Regions from separate parts of the Mus musculus genome. Here region 2 is linked to region 1. Evidence: chromatin loops called from intact Hi-C (ENCODE). Cell type or tissue: gastrocnemius. All regions are shown on one strand. Region 1 has its middle 4.0 kb from the start of Ccnb1ip1. Region 2 overlaps Rnase4 (ribonuclease, RNase A family 4).

Evidence for each region. Hi-C counts contacts between places; a loop is a spot of excess contacts. Peaks named below come from ENCODE experiments on the same cell type or tissue, not always from the same donor. Only the 100,000 strongest peaks of a DNase experiment are listed, where the experiment ranks them.
Region 2: it touches region 1 in a loop (3-fold over the local background); 11 of 42 quality-filtered maps call a loop at or near these places.

What each region holds. Positions count from the first base shown.
Region 1 is chr14:50,798,428-50,800,927 of GRCm38, reverse strand. No RefSeq gene overlaps it. Among named protein-coding and RNA genes, the nearest start is that of Ccnb1ip1, 4.0 kb to the right of the region's middle. In gastrocnemius, CTCF peaks have their summits at 948 (motif pointing left) and 2,210 (motif pointing left); DNase peaks (open chromatin) are centred at 893 and 2,213; H3K27ac peaks cover 255 bases.
Region 2 is chr14:51,102,135-51,104,634 of GRCm38, reverse strand. All of the region lies in intron 1 of Rnase4 (ribonuclease, RNase A family 4), which reads right to left. Among named protein-coding and RNA genes, the nearest start is that of Rnase4, 7.4 kb to the right of the region's middle. In gastrocnemius, a CTCF peak has its summit at 1,114 (motif pointing left); a DNase peak (open chromatin) is centred at 1,116.

The sequences.
Region 1 (2,500 bases):
GAAGGTATTTGTATCCCCATGTAACTGGGTATATAATACTTATTCAGCAGACTAATCATGGCACTAACCAAGATTTCATAAGCCAATGGTCTTTTCTGTTTCATGTGCCTGATCCCTACCATTACCAGTGTCTTCCAAATGCTTTTTTAAAAAAAAGATTTGTTTATTATATGTAAGTATACTGTAGCTGTTTTCAGATATTCCAGAAGAGGGCATCAAATCTCATTACAGATGGTTGTGAGCCACTATGTGGTTGCTGGGATTTGAACTCAGGACCTTCAGAAGAAGAGCAGTCTCTTGAGTGCTTACTTAATACACATGTAACTTTTATATTTTACCTCATACAGAAGCCTACCTTGACAAGGGGATCTTTCTGTTTGGACTGACTGGGTCAAAATGGAAATCCAGAAATCCTCCCTCTGCATGCTGAGTTGCACTCCGCCACCACATCTAGATAATGATTTCTTTGTTCTGCCTGTCACTAATCTAACAATTTAATGTTAAATAATGTTAAATAAGAATTTCTAGTTCAGAAGGTTATTTGTCGTAATGAACTTTTGGTTACAAGTAAGCACTTTAAAAAAAAATCTCATTGCCTCCCAATTGCAATTTTCCCTATCTCCTCTCCTCTCTCTCCTCCCATTCCCCAGCCCCTTCTGAAAAAGGCAGGCCATGCAGGGATATCAACATGACATATAAAGGTACAAGTAAGACTGGGTGCTCTTCACTAAGGCTAAACAAGCAAACCAGTAGGAGGAACAGGGTCCCAACAGCAGGGAAGGTCAGAGACAGCCCCTGCCCACTATTAGGCATCCCAAAGGGTCAGCCCCGCGTAGGCTCCCTGCTGTCACTTTAGTCTCTGAGCCCCTATGAGCCTAAATTGGTTTCTGTGGGTTTTCTTGTCACAAGAAAGCTCTTAGAAGTAAAAATATCCTTACACTGCCATCTTGTGGCCAACAGGGGCTCCAAGTGATTTTTCCCCCTATGTTTGGGGGAAGTTGTATTTCTTATAGAAGATAAATTTAATTAGTATTGGCTCAAGAAAATGACTTGGAAACTATTTTGGATTACTGTTCTACTTACTAAAAAACCTTAAGAATTGTTTTTTTTTTTCGTACTGTTTTGCTTTGCCAGAACAGGGTGTTGGACTCCTGGCCTGCTGTGAGCTGCCTGATAATGGGCATTGGGAGCAGAGCTGAGGTCCTCTGGAAGAGCATTGTATGCCTATGTACTAAGTACATACAGTGCCCACTGAGGCTAGAGCAGGAGGACATGGATTCCCTGTGACAGAAGTTAACAGTCAGCCCTGAGCCACCATGTTAGTGCTGAGAATTGAACTGGGGTATTTTGGAGGGGTATTTTGGAAGAGCAGCTAGTCCTTTCTCTAGTCCCCACATTTGAGAGTTTTAAACATAACACTTTTCAGTCTTTTTGGTTTCTCTGTAGCCCTAGCTGTCCTGCAACTCACTCTGTAGACCAGGCTGGCCTGCCTCTGCCTAACACGTGCTGAGATTAAAGGTGTGCGCCACTACAATGCCTGGCTACTTTTCAGTCTTTATATGACTACTTAATACAGTTTCATGAGTTTTATTAAATGGGTTTGCATACCAAGCAGGTTATAGACCATACATAATTCCTTACTTGACACTTTTTATATGCATGTTTGTATAAGAAATTTGGAAGCACACACAACTTATGAAGAGCATTGTATACTCCTCTTCCCCCCCAGAAATGAAGGATGAAATACAAGAAGTACGAATATTGAACATTCAGGAGAGAACATCAGGTTGATAGCAATCCCATTTCCTGTCTGGACCATCATGCTGTAAAACCATGGTTGTATGAAAAATGATAGTTGCATTGTTTAATGGTAAGTCTTGAGATTGGGAGATTTTTTTTGACATAAGAATCTGAAAGTTCTGCTTTGTAATTTGGCCAGCTGCTTGAATTCTATTTAAAAAGCCAAGGATCTTGGGAGGTGGTATAGTATAGTGGTTACATGTAAGGATACATAGTAGGCTTCTAGACAGACTGCTTTATATTCTTGTGTTCTCTTGTGTTCTTATCATTTAACAAGTTATAACCTCGGCGAGTTTTCTACCTAGAACCTTCTGACCTCAGTGTAGTTGGGTGTTGGTTAATTTTCCAGACTAGAAGGACCCACATAGAGGCTGGCAAACAATCTCCTGTCTCTAGCTCCAGGGTATTTGATGCCCTCTTCTGGCTCACATTTGTACTGCAGACATGGTATGCAGACATGTAGGCACAACACCTATAAAGTTAAAGTTCTGTCTGCCAAGTGGCCTACTCATTTTAGTGCCACTACCACTGCACTGCCTCCTAAAGCTCACTCTAGTTCTAAAATTAGGCATGGCATGGAATGAGAAGGTATTTGTATCCCCATGTAACTGGGTATAATACTTATTCAGCAGACTAATCATGGCACTAACCAAGATTTCATAAGCCAATGGTCTTTTCTGTTTCATGTGCCTGATCCCTA
Region 2 (2,500 bases), 300 kb before region 1:
CATGGCCTTCCTTGAAAGCAAACACTGTTCTCTTTACTAATTGACAGGCGTACAGCTAACAGAACAAGTCAGAACAAACATGACTGGGTGGTCAGTTGCCCAGGCCTGCCTGACTGGAGTATAAAACAAGGAAAGATAAATCTACATAAAACTGGAATTTGGGTTTTGTAAGAAAATTAGCTAGTATGATCTTTAGGGAGTGCTTGGTGGTCTGGAAACTTCAGTTCCCAAAAGTGTAGATAGACTCCGATCAAAGCAAACTTACTTATTGAGTTGAAAGCTCTACATACGGAAATGAAGGAAAGTAAGGCAGAACAAACTTCTGTCTAGTTCCTCTTCCTCCTCTCCTCTTCCTCTCCTCTCCTCTTCCTTTCCTCTCCTCTCTTCCTCTCCTCTCTTCTTCTCTTCCTCTCCTCTCCTCTCCTCTCCTCTCCTCTCCTCTCCTCTCCTCTCCTCTCCTCTCCTCTCCTCTCCTGTGCTAGTGGACTAAATCACATCTTCTGGGGAAACTCTACTCCTCTCTTAAAAACTAACACGGCGTTGGCCCAAGGCTCAGTCAGGGATCTTTTGGAGAGATGGGGTGGGAAGCAGGGGATGACAACAGTGAGACTGTTTTCTGGGCACAACAGGGTACGTGCACATACACACTCACAGCTGTTGAGACAGCATGCACAAGACTCAATCCGGACAAGATCCCAGCCTCTAGGAGAGAGGTGGCCATGAAGTATCACTGCTAACTGAGAATCTATCAGTTCGTGGTAGTGGCTTAGAGAGGAAAAGTCAGCTTTCTTTAAGGGTGTGTGACTTCCAGTAGGTTGACCATGCTCCAGAAGGCAACCCCACACCCAAGAGTATTTGGGCAGAAGAGTATTTGGGCAGAAGAGTATTTGGACACAATGAGTTTTAAAAAATAAAAAGGGAGGTCATGAAGGTAAATGGGTGGGATAGTGGGGGACAGATCTGGGAAGAATAGAGAGAGGAAAGTGAAGATGATCAAATATACTGTATGAAATTCTTAAAGGATTAATAAATATATTATTTAAACAAACAAAACAGGATAATAAAGGCATGGCCAGTTACTTTCCTGCAGAATGGCTAGGAGGTGCTGCCATCTGGTGGCCAGTCCTCAGACTGACTTGCAGGTTGATTGACATGAGCAAATAAACATTGTTCCTGATACAAGAGAAGAGGGCACCCCAAAATAATGGTCTATCACTGAAGGCACAGTCCAAGAGCAGTCTCCTTCTGAGATGGCTTGATGTATACAGAATCCACTGTGCTTGCCTTCAAAGTTGCGGCTCTGGATCACACACGCCACTGAAATGGCTTAGGGTTTACTCTATTCTACTTCAAGCCCATGCTTTGATAAGTGATAATTGCCCGTATCAAAGGAAAGCACTAATGGGAACAAAAGGGAGACACTCAATGGGAAAAAAAGGGGGGGGGATTTAAGGGGCTCTGAGAAGAGGAAGAAACCCCTTACTTGGCAATCTGGCAAGCAAATATTCTATCATAATGAGCAACTGCTTAAGGCCTTCACCCTTTGCCAGGAGTAAGCTTGCACTTTTCAAGAATGAAGAAGAAACCTTCTTTTCAAAAAGATGTGTACTAAACCCCTTATGCAACCCTGGTGGAACTTGATTCTACCTTTGCAAATTATAATTCCACCCAAGACACTCCCCGAGCCACCATATGATCCCACATAGGGATCAAAAGATAAAAAGGGGTCGTGAGGTGGCTCAGCACTTAGGACACTTGCTGTTCTTGTAGAGGACCTAGGTTTGGACCCCAGCATTCACCATGACCATCTGTAACTCCAGGTCAGGGGACCCAACACCTCTTCTGACCTCCCTGGGCACCAGACACACATGTGGTGCCCATGCAGACATGCAGACAAAACACATATAGTAAAACAAAATGCACATAAAATAAGTAATATTCTAAACAGAGAGAAAGAAGAAAGGAGGGATGTCCTTTCGACCTTTTAAGGTGTGGCTTGAGAGACATTGTACATATGACCAATATGAAGGTAACTATGTACTACTCTCTGTTGGGGAGTCCATACCTACACTTGGGTATGTCTCGCTCCCTAACTGCCTCTCTCACAACCTTTCTGTTGACAACCCAGACAAGTCAGAATTATCACTGATAAAAGTCTCCAACTCTGCTTCATGAAGGCTGGTATCGATTTTTTTTTTCTGTGTGAAACTATGAATCTGGTTTGGCCAGAGTTGAGGTCCTTAAAAACATTAAGGGGATGCATTAGGTTGCTGAGGATGACAGCTGTCCCCTGGGTGCTGACGGTCTCAGGCCGTACAGGAGGAGACGGCAGGGGGATACCCTTGGTGTGCTTGGTGTGCTCTTGATCCTAAACTCCTTTCCAAAGGGCTCCTTTAGTGACCTATTACTTAATAGACAACTTGGCTCTTTTTTAATTCCCTGTCCTGTCTGTAAATCAATTTAGCATCCACAGCACCATAAAAAGATGAAATCTACCCTC